Linked DNA regions of Homo sapiens: region 1 is linked to region 2. The links are chromatin contacts, found by Hi-C or POLR2A ChIA-PET in ENCODE. All regions are on one chromosome and are shown on one strand. Each heading gives the region's core, a stretch centred on a gene start or an enhancer-like site at or near the end of the contact. The rest is flanking DNA. Distances are from core to core; before and after follow the strand shown. Region 1 overlaps NIN (ninein). Region 2 holds the start of ARF6 (ARF GTPase 6).

Region 1 (6,938 bases), core at 2,119-4,618, 920 kb before region 2:
ATTGATAAACAAGAAGACCTGATTAGGAGACTGCTCAACTTGCTTTGACTCTGTATTAATGCTTTCTCATCAAACTCATTGCAGAATTAAGTGCGTTTTTGTGTACAGTACATCGTTGTGTCTGTCAGAGATATTTAGTGTGACAGGGATCGAGAGGGGAGAGCTGTTGGGAAGGCCTGGACTTAGAACAGGCAGGGAGGAACAAATGCTAAATGGCCATTCTCTTCTACCGACCTGATTTTATAATGCCTTATTTCTGTGATTAGGGATGCTCATTAGATTTCATCATTATTTCACGGATACTTTTATGAGTAGCTTCCTGTCTGGACAGAGGGGACTTAAAGTTCTTCAGTGTCTGTCTCAGATTTTAGACCTCAGAGTTCATCTGACAGAGAAACCTTGGCTTTTCCAAGGTCAGATGACTCATTTGAGTCAGTGCCAGGATGGGATCCTGGATTTCCCAGCCCCTGCATTTGAATACATATCTGCACAGTTTCCTCAAACTCCAAATATGCAAAAGTGAATCTCCATTCCCTCACCCTGCTCCCCAAACACTACCCCCACCACATGGAGATAGTATACAGTTAGAGCACGGGCTTTGAAGGCAGTCCTGGATTCAAGTTCCACTTCTTGTCACATTATTTTTCCCTTCAACTTTGATTTTAAACTCTGGGGTACATGTGCAGGATGTGCAGGTTTGTTACAAAGGTAAATGTGCCATGGTGGTTTGCTGCACAGATCAACCCATCACCTAGGTATTAAGCCTGGCATCCATTAGCAATTTTTCCTGATGCTCTCCCTCCCCCCACCTCACAGGTCCAATGTGTGCTGTTCCCCACCCACCCCCTACCTCCTGCCAATTAGTCCATGTGTTTTCATTGTTCACCTCCCACTTATAAGTGAGAACATGCGGTGTTTGGTTTTCTGTTCCTGCTTTAGTTTGCTGAGGATAACGGCTCCCAGCTCCATCTATGTCTTGCAAAGGACATGATTTTGTTCATTTTGTTTTGTTTTTTTGACATGGAGTCTCGCCCTGTCGCCCCAGGCTGGAGTGCAATAGTGCAATCTCAGCTCACTGCAACCTCTGCCTGCTGGGTTCAAGCAATTCTGCCTCAGCCTCCCGAGTAGCTGGGATTACAGGTGCATGCCACCACGCCCAGCTAATTTTTTGTATCTTTAATAGAGATGGGCTTTCTCCATGTTGGCCAGGCTGGTCTCAAACTCCTGACCTCAAGATCCGCCCACCTCGTCCTCCCAAAGTGCTGGGATTACAGGCCTGAGCCACCATGCCCCACCGATTTTGTTCCTTTTTGTGGCTGCATAGTATTCCATGGTATATATGTACCACATTTTCTTTATCCAGTCTATCATTGATGGGCATTTGGGTTGATTCAGTGTCTTTGCTATTGTGAATAGTGCTGCAATGAACATATGCATGCATATATCTTCATAATATAATGACTTATATTCCTTTGGGTATATACTTAGTAATGGGATTCCTGGGTCAAATGGTATTTCTGCCTCTAGATCTTTGAGGAATCACCACACTATCTTCCGCAATGGTTGAACTAGTTTACACTCCCACCAACAGCATAAAAGTGTTCCTTTTTCTCCACAACCTCACCAGCATCTGTTGTTTCTGGACTATTTATTGATTGCCATTCTGACTGGCATGAGGTGGCATCTCATTGTGGTTTTGATTTGTATTTCTCTAATGATCAGTGATGTTGAGCTTTTTTTCGTGTTTATTGGCTGCATGAATGTCTACTTTTGAGAAGTGCCTGTTCATGTCCTTTGCCCACTTTTTAATGGGGTTGTTTGTTTTTTTCTTGTAAATGTGTTTAAGTTTGTTGTAAAGTCTGGGTATTAGACCTTTGTCAGATGGATAGATTGCAAAAATTTTCTCCTATTCTGTAGGTTGTCTGTTCACTCTAATGATAGATTATTTTGCTATGCAGAAGCTCTTTAGTTTAATTAGATCTCATTTGTCAATTTTTGCTTTAGTTGCAATTGCTTTTGGCATTTTTGTCATGAAATCTTTGCCCATGCCTATGTCCTGAATGGTATTGCCTAGATTTTCTTCTAGGGTTTTTATAGTTTTGGGTTTTACATTTAAATCTTTAATCTACCTTGAGTTAATTTTTGTATAATGTGTAAGGAAGGGGTCCAGTTCCAATTTTCTGCATATGGCTAGCCAGTTCTCCCAGCACCATTTGTTAAATAGGGAATCCTTTCCCCACTGCTTGTTTTTGTCAGGTTTGTCAAAGATCAGATGGTTGTAGGTATGCAGTCTTATTTCTGAGTTTTCTATTCTGTTCTGTTGGTCTATGTGTCTGTTTTTCTATCAGAACCATGCTGTTTTGGTTACTGTAACTTTGTAGTACAGTTTGAAGTGGGTAGCGTGATGCCTTCAGGTTTGTTCTTTTTGCTTAGGATTGTCTTGGCTATTCAGCTCTTGCCACTTTTTAACCATATGAACACGTTATCTTAAATACTCTGAGCCTCAGATTTTTCATCAGTGTAATGGGAAGACTATTTCCCTTACAAGACTGTGATGAAGGTGGACTAAGATTTGTGTGTATCAAAGGCTTATCATAGCACCAAGGACACCGTTAACTTGCTGTATTTGGCTGTATGCTCCTTTCCCCTACCCTCTACACACCCAGAATGGCTCTTTGATAAATAGTGACTTCCTAGTAATGATTTACCAAGAAACATGGTTAGAGTGAAGAGTAGATTTGCTAGAAGTTCTCTTGCGTGGTGGTGATTTGAATTCATTTCCATCTGTAAACAGGATTCCTTGGACCAGTCTTGGAGTACAGCTTCATATAGTTGCTTTAGGTTTTATAAACCTACCTTTTAAAATAGCCTTTGCCTCTCTCTACATTGTCTGCAGTAAATTAAGTTACAATATTATAATTTAATAAATGAATATTAAATATAATAATATGAAGTTAACAATTCAAGTTACAATGACCTGAATACTTTATTTAAAATAAAATATAAGTGTATCTTTCATTATGAAACTGCCTCTTTTTTAGTCTATGTCATTTCTCTTTGCATAATGCTGTAAGCATTTTCCTGTGCATTGACTTCTGATAAGTCCATATTTCTGTAGCTGTTTCAATTAACACAGTGTTTTGAATCTTCTTTCATTAATTTCTCTTTATATTAGTAAAGACAAATCTACTAAGTTTGTATTAGTTACATAGACCTTTGTCTTGTTTCATAAACTCACCTTGTTCAGTGCTAGTTTGAGTTCTCCCACCTTGGGTCTATTTCCAGTAGTGCCTGCACACATGTGGAAACTGCATTTGATCTCCATGATTGCACGAGATGAGTTTATGCAACATTAGTTTCCTTATTCCACTTCCTGTTACAGGGTTTTTTTGTGTGTGTGGTTTGAATTTGTTTCTTGTGTGGTGCTTAAGTTCTTTTTCAAAAAAAAGCAAATTGCGTTTCTAAAAAAGCATTCATATGAAATGTGAAGAGGAAAAGTAATGAGGTAAATTTCTCCTAAGAGGTGGTGACACATGACAAAAAATATCAGACTTGACTGGTCTTCCTCTTAATTTAGTTTAAATGTCATGTGTATTTTTCGTCAGTCGTGTAATTTTCCCATTGCTGCAAACTGCCCGTTGAGGCATACAAGGTATAGGAATGCTTGTAAAATGAATGGCAGCAATTATTATTCAAATGAAGAGGTACCAACCAGTGTATGCACAACTTGGAAACTTGTTACCTTGTGAGACTTAATTGTATTGTATATTTATGAAGATTTCTACTTTTTAACAAAATACAATAGTAAAGCTCCCTTGGAGGAGAAAAATGGTACTTAAAACATTGCAGTTGCTGAACATAGTTAGCCCACCGGTGGGGGTGTTCATCAACATTTCGGTTCTGGGTTGTGTCCTAAGGGGCTTTTCCACCACATCAGTATTCATGAGCATTGATGGAAAATAGCGGTCGCCTCCTCCACAAGAGAACTATCTCTTTGAAAGATGAGGCATTTACTGCTATTTAAATCCAAGGGCCCAGTGTCTACACTTGCAAGAAGGAAAATAAAGATCAATGCAAGACTTAAGCTGCTCTAATGGTTTGGGCCAGCTGCTATGTGGTGTGTGAATTTTCGGACTGTTTGTTGGAAAAAGAGGAATTCAACCAAGTAGACGTTATTGGGCTCTGAAGAGCCTCTGAGTTAATAATCCTGTTTAATCTTTTATAGAGCCCCTTTTCATCTAAAATGAGGCTGATTTACTACATCATAAATAAATTTCGGAGACCTTTAATCTCTGTCTGTGAAGATTTGAGAGAATTCAAGCGTTGCAAAACTGTCCCTCTTTTCCTCCCTATTGGCCAAGTAGGACATGCTTGTTTATCAGAGGCCCCTACCAGCTTTTGTCTCTCTCAGGCACATACCAGCTTCTATCTTGTAGTTACTAATAAACCTTCCTCTCTTTTTCCCCATTCCACCCTTCCACTTTCTGGAATCTATGGGGTAGCTGATAAACTCCTTGAGGGCAGAGGTTATGTGTCTTCTTGATCATGTATCTCCTGATCCTGCCTTATACTTGGTGTGTGCTTTACACCTGGTGGCTTCGTGTGAAAGTTGAGGATTTGACTTCCAGCAGCAAGGGATTTCCCTGAGGGGTCAGACCAAGAGGGAAGTGGGCCTGAGCCAGGCAGGCTTGCTGGGCTCTGATGAGTCCAGTCAGAGTCCTGGTGCATGCTTTTTCTACCTCTCACCTTTCAATTTTGAGGTAGGGTCTCTGCCTTGACTGTGTCACATGAATATTGTGAGATTCAAATGACAAAATGTCTAGGAAAGAATGAACCTACGATAATATCGTCATTCATCTAGCATTATCCATGACCCACGTTCGTAAAAAAAATTTTTTGTTTCAGAGACAGAGTCTCGCTCTGTCACCCAAGCTGGAGTGCAGTGGCGTGATCTCAACTCACTGCAATCTCCACCTCCTGGGTTTAAGCGATTCTCCTGCCTCAGCCTCCTGAGTAGCTGGGACTACAGGCACTGCCACCACGCCCAGCTACATTTTTTTTTTTTTTGGAGACGGAGTCTTGGCTCACTGCAAGCTCCGCCTCCCGGGTTCACACCATTCTCCTGCTTCAGCCTCCCGAGTAGCTGGGACTACAGGCGCCCGCCACCACGCCTGGCTAATTTTTTGTATTTTTAATAGAGACGGGGTTTCACCACGTTAGCCAGGATGGTCTCGATCTCCTGACCTTGTGATCCGCCCACCTCAGCCTCCCAGAGTAAATTTTTTTAGTAGAGATGGGATTTCACCGTGTTGCTAAGGCTGGTCTCAAACTCCTGAGCTCAGGCAATCAGCCCGCTTTGGCCTCACAAAGTGCTGGGATTACAGGTGTGAGCCACTGCAAAAGCCCATAAAATTGTTTAATACCTGGATCTTTTGCCCCATTTAATGGTAGACCAAAAAAAAAAAAAAAAAAAAAAAAAGCTTGACCATTGGGGATTTAAAATTTTAGTTTTATCATATACAAGAGTGTATTAAATACAACTAGATTGTTCTTGATCATTTCAAATCTCCTGACCCATTAGTTTTTCTTCTGTGTTGTAAGAGTAATACCCTCAAGGCCGGGCGCGATGGCTCACACCTGTAATCCCAACACTTTGGGAGGCCGTGACGGGTGGCTCACCTGAGGTCAGGAGTTTGAGACCAGCCTGGGCAACATGGTGAAACCCCGTCTCTACTAAAAACACAAAAATTAGCTGGGCGTGGTGGTGGGCGCCTGTAATCCCAGCTACTCATGAGGCTGAGGCAGGAGAATTGCTTGAACCCGGGAGGTGGAGGTTGCAGTGAGCCAAGATTGCGCCACTGCACTCCAGCCTGGGTGACAAGAGCAAGCCTCCATCTGAAAAAAAAAAAAAAGTAATAGCTTCAGGATTCACTTAATGAATCCTTGCCTCAACACTAAGCATGGATACATGCCCCAACACCAGACAACCCCGGCCTATTAAGTTTTTGAATGCACATGTTGTCTTTTTTTATAGTTTATGTAGTTTTTAGTAGAGTTTTAAAGGCTGGGCGCGGTGGCTCACGCCTGTAATCCCAGCACTTTCAGAGGCCGAGGTGGGCAGATCACGAGGTCAGGAGATCGAGACCATCCTGGCTAACGCGGTGAAACCCTGTCTCTACTAAAAATACAAAAAAAATTAGCCAGGCATGGTGGTGGGCGCCTGTAGTCCCAGCTACTCGGGAGGCTGAGGCAGGAGAATGGCGTGAACCCAGGAGGCGGAGCTTGCGGTGAGCCGAGACACGCCACTGCACTCCAGCCTGGGCAACAGAGCCAGACTCCATCTCAAAAAAAAATAATTAATTAAAAAAAATAGAGTTTTAAAAACACCTTTGTAAAGTGTAAGAAGTATTATACTTTATTTTTGTTTGAAGGAGGATGGTTAATATCTTTCCTCCATCTCAATATGTCAATAATTGCTTCTTTTTATTTTATATTTTTTGAGATGGAGTCTTGCTGTGTTATCAGGCTGGTCTCAAACTCCTGGCCTCAAGCAGTTCTCTTATTTCAGCCTCCCAAATAGCTGGGATGACAGGTGCACGCTACCACACCTGGCTAATATGTTAATAATTACTCCTTGTACTTTTAGCTTGGAGTGCCCCTGTCTTTTATTTCCTGCTTCCAATCTGCAGTGAGTTGGGAAGCAGGATTATGAAGTTTATAATAATCAGGTAGAGTAGGAATGTGGAAAATACTGAGTTGGTCCTTTGGCATTTTCTTTTTTTTTTTTTTTTTTGAGACGGAGTCTCACTCTGTCGCCCAGGCTGTAGTGCAGTGGCCCAATCTTCATTCACTGCAAGCTCCGCCTCCCGGGTTCATGCCATTCTCCTGCCTCAGCCTCCCGAGTAGCTGGGACTACAGGCGCCCGCCACCACGCCCAG
Region 2 (7,064 bases), core at 270-2,769:
TACAAAGGACTTTACCAAGAACTGCTGTGTTTCCCCCATCCCATCTGCTGGAAGTCAACAAGAGCATCTAGCAACTTTGTGTTCATGTCAAATGTCAGATCAGAGCATCCTAACGCAAAGCCAACAAAAAAAAAAAAAAAAAAAAAAGGAAAAAGAAAGGGAAACAAACAAAAGAGAAAACCCCCAAGCCCCGTCCCCGCCAAACTGTAGAACAGTAACTCCAGAGTTCAAATTCAAAAGAAGAGAAAGTGGCAATTGAAAGAGGTGATGGTGGCGATAATCCTATGAATGGGTTTTTGATTTCTCTCCTTCCAGGGGATGGGTGGAGAATGCTCATTAAGATTTGTAGTTAGAGGTTAACCATGTGAGCCCCTCATAGAGTCCGTCCCCTGAGGTGGCACAGGAGGGCTGCACATACCAGTTCCTGTCCCGAATCCGGGTCAGGCCCAGTTTCTCCTGGATCTCGTGGGGTTTCATGGCATCGGGCAGGTCCTGCTTGTTGGCGAAGATGAGGATTATGGCGTCCCTCATCTCCCGGTCATTGATAATGCGGTGCAGCTCCTGGCGAGCCTCATCGATGCGGTCGCGGTCGGCGCAGTCCACTACGAAGATGAGACCTTGGGTCCCAGTGTAGTAATGCCGCCAGAGCGGCCGGATCTTGTCCTGGCCGCCCACATCCCATACGTTGAACTTGACATTTTTGTAAGTCACCGTCTCCACGTTGAAACCCACAGTGGGAATGGTGGTCACCGACTGGCCCAGCTTCAACTTGTACAGGATTGTTGTCTTGCCGGCCGCGTCCAGGCCCAACATGAGGATCCGCATTTCCTTGTTCCCGAAGATTTTGGATAGCACCTTCCCCATCGCGTCGGAGGAGCCGGGGCCGGGGGCATTCAGGTGTCCCGGGTCCCCTCAGCCAACAACGCCGCCGCCGCCGCGAAACCGAAACGAAGCCTCTCGGCCGCGAGAGCGCCTTTGCGGCCTGCGTGGGAGTTGCCTCCTAAGGGCAGAGGCCCAGGCCCCCCGCTCACTCGGGCATCACCGACCGCACAACTTGATTTCTCCAGTCGCCGCCGCCACCCGGGCCCTGAGACTGCGCTGGGAGCCGCCGCCCTGCTGAGGCGCGGCCCGGCCCGGAACTGCCCTTCCCCCCGCAGGCGCCGCGCGAGCGCCGCCGCGGTTCCCGCTCCTCCGCCTTCCTCTCACCGCGAGGGAGACTGCAGCCCTCCGGCCCGCCCGCCGGCCTGCGAGCACTGGGCTCCCCACCGACCCAGGACACCCGAGAGGCAGCGCGGCTCCGGGGCCCCGTCAGGTCATGGATCCTCGCGGGAACTCGGTGCGCTGCCTGCAGAGAAACAGAGAGGGAGGGGAGTTACTGCCAGAGCTCCACAAAGGAGCGAAGACCGAGGTGGCCCGCCTTTCCAGCTCGGCCCAAGGGGTTACCTCCAGCCGCCGCCCCGAGCGCGGGCTCCCTCCGGCCTCCAACTCCTCCTCCCAGTTCTGCCGCCGCCGCTGCCGGAAAAGGCGCCGAGGAAACCGCCTCACTTCCCCTCCCGACCACGCAGGCGCAGCAGAGGCCGACCGTTCGGACAAGAGCGACCTCTGTAAGGAGAGCGGCCCGCGCGCCTAGCGTCATGGGCGCCACGCGCCGGAGGGGCGGGGCTACGGCGCCTCGGAGGGCTCGCAGATGCGGCCGGCCCAGAGCCCTCGAACCTCGGACTCTGACTCGCGCCTACCCGTGGCTCTTCTAGCGTCTCCTTCCCTGCTTTTCTCTTTTGCGCTCTGCCCTCCCCTGCCCACCCGAACCAAGGGAGCAGATCTACTGGGGGGCCCTACAGGGTGGGGCCCACGGGCAGCCCGCTCTCTCCACGAACCGAGCTGCCTCCAGGCCTGTTCCCAGACCTCGGTGCCCGCCAGATGCTCTGCGAATTCCCTCCGCCCGCCCCAGCCTTCCCGCACCCTCCGCGCTCCCTGAACGTCCCAGGGAAGCTCTGTTCGCTTTTGTTTTTTTTTTTTTTCCCTTTTTCGCAACCCCTTCTTGGCTTCCTTTATCCCTTGAATTTTGTATGTTTCCTGAAAGACACGTGGGAGGCCAGTGTCTCGTGTGGAATCTGCCAGTCAGTGCAGCGCTTTCCCGGAGTTGAGTTTACTCTGCAGCTCTTTTGAATGTTTGAGCCCTGTCTGCCTATAGGTCTCGTCAAGACCAGCCCATGTTTCTTAAAAACTGCAGTATTATGAAGAGTTCCTGTGCCTTGCCGCGTTTTCACCTTTTTAGAATGCGACATCTGTTCATCTTTAAAATATCATTTTATCTCATACTGTTAGTAGTAGCTTCTTAACTACTACCCATTCTTAACTTTAAGAAGCATAGAATTTAGAATATAGAACGACCGCTTGTATGGCCTGGATCTGGGCACTTAACCTTACTAAGTTTATCTCGTGTAAACTGACCTTGCTAACTCACGTGAGGCTTAAATAATACAATGTGGAAGACTTCAGGGCACATTTTTGGTTTTTTGGTTTTTGTTTGTTTCTTGAGACGGGGTCTCACTCTGTCGCCCAGGCTGGAGTCCAGTTGCACAATCTCGGCTCACTGCAGCCTCCTCATCCTGGGTTCAAGCAGTTCTGCCTTAGCCTCCGGAGCAGCTGGAATTAGGTCGCCCACCACCACGCCCGGCTAATTTTTGTATTTTTAGTAGAGACGGGGTTTCACCATGTTGGCCAGGCTGGTCTCGAAGTCCTGACCTCAGGTGATCCACCCGCCTCGGCCCCCCAAAATGCTGGGATTACAGGCGTGAGCCACTGCGCCCTGCCAAGGACACATTTTTGTATCAAATGGTTAATGATAAAATTAGACTTAAAATAACGTGAAACCTTCAAATATCAAGGGGAGAAAAACAGGAAATGGGTATCTTTGTTTAAAAAGCAAGATGCTATAAACAGCATATGGTAACATACTGTTTTTATTAAACAAATTTAAAATATTAGATAATGGTAGATAGGTTATATGATAACCTTATAAACGTCATTTCAGTCGGAAATAAACTTATTAAACATTAATATTCTAACAATTATTTCATTTACTTTCCATTTACCTTAAGATGAAGCACTGTCATAAAACTGAAAAGCTTAGGAGTCTGAAGATTGGGGTTCAAGTGTCATCCCCAACCCCACCTCTCTATTTTTGGGACAAGGTCTCGCTCTGTCACCAAGGCTGCAGTGCAGTGGTGCGATGTCAGCTCACTGCAGCTTCAGCCTCCTAGGCTCAAGAGATCCTCCCACCTCAGCCTCACCAGTATCTGGGACTAAAGGCGTGCGCCACCACGCCTGACTAATTTCTCTATTTTTTGTAGAGACAGGTTTTGCCATGTTGGCCAGACTGGTCTGGAACTCCTGGCCCCAAGTGATCTGCCCGCCTCGGCCTCCCAAAGTGCTGGCATTACAGGCAAGAGCCACCGCGCCTAGCCCTTTTTTAATTTTTATCTAGACACCTGGGTTATGTTTTTGTGTTTTGTGTTTTTGTTTTTTGTTTTTGAGACAGAGCCTTGCTGTGTTGCCCAGGTTGAAGTGCAGTGGCTCGGTCTCGGTCTCGACTCACTGCAACCTCTGCCTCCCAGTTCAAGCAATTCTCCTGCCTCAGCCTCCCGAGTACCTGAGACTACAGACATGCACCACCACGCCGGGCCAATTTTTGTATTTTTAGTAGAGACGGGGTTTCACCGTATTGGCCAGGCTGGTCTCGAACTCAACCTCAAGCCTCAAGTGATGGGCAGGCCTTGGCCTCCCAAAGCGCTGGGATTAGAAGCGTGAGCCACCAGGCCTGGCCTGGGTTATGTCTTAAATTTTAAACAGATGAATGCTCCAACAGCTAAGTATAGAAAAATCTTCTCTACTTTTTGACTCAAAGCCTGTAAATGAAGAGATTTCTGGAATTTACACGCAAACCAGGCTTCCCTAGAGAATGCCATTTCATAATTTTTAATCTCTTCAACAACCACTTATGTTTATGATATTCCTGACTAAAACAGTATAAATAAAATACTATAATTTTTATTCATTTATTTATCATTATTTTTTGTAGACACAGGACTTCACTGTAACCCAGGCTGGTCTCAAACTCCTGGACTCAAGCAGTCCTCCTGCTTCAGCCTCCGAAAGTGCTGGAATTACAGGCCTAAGCCACTGTACCCAGCCAATACTATATCTATCTCATAAGAAATATGTTTACTTGTAAAAAATGGCTTAGACCTAATTTTTTTTGTTGTTGTTTTTCTTTGAGACGGAGTCTTTCTTGGTCGCCCAGGCTGGAGTTCAGTGGCGCAATCTGGACCCACTGCAACCTCCATCTCCCGGGCTCACGTGATTATCCTGCTTCAGCCTCCTGAGCAGCTGGGACTACAGGCATGTGCCACCAAGCCCAGCTAATTTTTGTATTTTTAGTAGAGACAGGGTTTCACCATATTGGCCACGCTGGTCTTGAACTCCTGATCTCGTGATCCACCTGCCTTGGCCTCCCAAAGTGCTGGGATCACAGGCGTGAGCCACCGCGCCCGGCCCTCTGTTTTTAAATTGGAATTAATGTATTCTCTAACAATAGTACCACACACTGTTTACCCTAATTTCTGAATTCTTATAACTCTTAAAAATCGCTCATTTCATAAGACCCTGTCAGGTATTTCTTTTTATCCCATCAAGTACCAAGGATGACTCTGACCACATGACAAAGGTGGTCTGACCATGCACTTGTTTGATGATGATTTTATCCCTTTTATCATTTGAAACCCTTAGGTCAGACTTACCCAGAATTGAACACTATTTTAAAGAAGGGATAAATCCTGGGAAATCTATTAGCAGTAGAAATAAAGTGTAAATAAAGTTATAAGAAAGTGTATCTTTAGAAAAATTGCTAATCCTGCCAGGCATAGTGATTCATGTCTGTAATCCCAGCTATGCATGAGGCTGAGGCAGGAGGATCCCTTGAGGCCAGCAGTTCAAGGTCAGCCTGGGCAACATAGCGAGACCCAATCTCTGCCAAAAAAAATTTTTTAATTAGGTCTCAAAAACAAATAAATATAAATAAATAAAAACAGAGCCGGGTGCGGTGGCTCACGCCTGTAATCCCAACACTTTGGGAGGCCAAGGTGGGCGGATCACGAAGTCAGGAGATCGAGACCATCCTGGCTAACACGGTGAAACCCCATCTCTACTAAAAATACCAAAAAAAAAAAAAAAAGAAATTAGCTGGGCGTGGTTGCAGGCTCCTGTAATCCCAGCTACTCGGGAGGCTGAGGCAGGAGAATGTCGTGAACCCGGGAGGCGGAGCTTGCAGTGAGCCGAGATCGCGCCATTGCACTCCAACCTGGGTGACAGACCGAGACTCCATCTCAAAAAATAATAACAGGCCAGGCGTGGTGGCTCACTCCTCTAATCCCAGCACTTTGGGAGGCCGAGGTGGGCAGATCACCTGAGGTCGGGAGTTCGAGACCATCCTGACCAACGTACAGGAACCCCATCTCTCCTAAAAATACAAAATTAGCTGGGCGTGGTGGCACATGCCTGTAATCCCAGCTACTCATGAGGCTGAGGCAGGAGAATCACTGGAACCCAGGAGGCGGAGGTTGCAGTGAGCCGAGATCACACCACTGCACTCCACCCTGGGCAACAAGAGCGAAACTCCGTCTCAAAAATAATAATAACTTTAGATGCTACATAGTGCTGTTTCAAAGAGAGAATAAATGAATTAATAAAAAATGAATGGGGAAGAGAAAAAAAGAAGAAGAAAGGAAGAAAAGGAAGGAAAGAAAAGAAGAGAGTTGTATTGAAAAGTAGAGCTTGGCAGTGTTGTAAACGATATCTTAATCCAAAACCCAGATTTAGGTTGGAAAGGTAAAATTCCTTAGAAAATTATAACCAGGTAGGTTCATGTGAAATTTCCTGCTCCATATCCTCTTTTTAAATTTTACTTTATAAACACACATAGTATATATACCAAGAACAAACAATGGAGCAGCTTCTATGCTGTTCAGAACCTTTGAACCATCAGCATATAATTGTCTGTAGTAGCTCCTACTTTAAGATACAGTTTTGAGCACAATGACCAAGATTTATGAGTGTGGAAATGGTTGTAAAATCCTAGGTAAATGTTACAACAATTTTACAAGGATTAAGCCGGACACAATTTATGAGTTTGTTTCCATTTCAAGTAAGAAAGATTTATCTTCCAGTAGAGTTAGAAAGAGACTCTGTCTCAAAAATAAAAATAAAATCGATTATATGTCCACAAATAATAGTCAAATAGCATAACCTGCTGAGTTAAAGACTGGCTTCAGGCCAGGTGTGGTGGCTCACACCTGTAATCCCAGCACTTTGGAGGCCATGGCAGGTGGATCACCTGAGGTCAGGAGTTTCAGACCAGCCTGGCCAACATGGTGAAACCCTGTCTCTACTAAAAATACAAAAATTAGCTGGGTGTGGTGGTGCGTGCCTGTAATCCCAGCTACACAGGAGGCTGAGGCAGGAGAATCGCTTGAACCCAGGAGGTGGAGATTGCAGTGAGCTGAAATCACGCCACTGCACCCCGCTCCAGCCTGGGCGACAGAGTGAGACTCCATCTCAAAAAAAAAAAGACTGGCTTCAGAGGTAACATTACAGTTTCTTAAACCTGGGTCATTGGGGGCTATGCCCCTCTCCGGTGAATTAGGGCAAGAGTTCCTCCGCTGTCTCACTATGGGATGAAGGTCAACTACCCTGTGTGCCGACTTTCCACATTAACTGAATTAATGCCAGAAAAGGAAAGTCTAGAGCCTTTGAAGCAGTTTCATTTCCAAATGTAAAAATGGGTCTTTCTGCTGCTTATTATATCTTTTTAACATTACAGGAAAAACAAATCGTGAATTCAGTGTATTTACATAGTTATGTTAGAAGGCTGACCTGGAACATCATAACAATTTTGATGTGGATAAATCTTTAACAGTATATCAAAGATTCTAGGAGTAGAGCAAGTTACTCAATGTGTTTAACACTCTTAGGATGTGTTTAACACTCTTAGGATGTCTTTAGAAACT

The links. A loop is a pair of places that touch in the nucleus more often than their neighbours do. ChIA-PET counts read pairs that join two places held with the same protein, here RNA polymerase II (POLR2A). Pooled maps may share reads with other maps.
Region 1: a loop to region 2 is called in a pooled map, with 2.5 times the contacts of the local background. The contact joins the enhancer-like site here to the promoter of ARF6 in region 2. A Hi-C loop is called at or near these places in 2 of 37 single-sample maps with no recorded cell type and 4 of 50 pooled maps. POLR2A ChIA-PET finds 5 or more read pairs at or near these places in 3 of 52 experiments (CD4-positive, alpha-beta memory T cell, T-cell and activated T-cell).

Annotation. Positions count from the first base shown.
Region 1 is chr14:50,810,086-50,817,023 of GRCh38, reverse strand. The region is part of intron 3 of NIN (ninein); the gene reads left to right. Among named protein-coding and RNA genes, the nearest start is that of NIN, 18 kb to the left of the region's middle. Within about 2 kb of position 3,368, at least 6 of the 41 ENCODE cell types and tissues checked have a DNase peak (open chromatin) inside an H3K27ac peak, as active enhancers do.
Region 2 is chr14:49,887,537-49,894,600 of GRCh38, reverse strand. It overlaps ARF6 (ARF GTPase 6), which reads right to left and starts at 1,519. Exons shown (of 2, transcript NM_001663.4): 1 at 1,444-1,519; 2 at 1-1,345. The coding sequence starts at 864. The coding sequence ends at 337. RefSeq lists enhancers at 590-639, 670-989, 1,860-1,959 and silencers at 1,150-1,339, 1,380-1,769.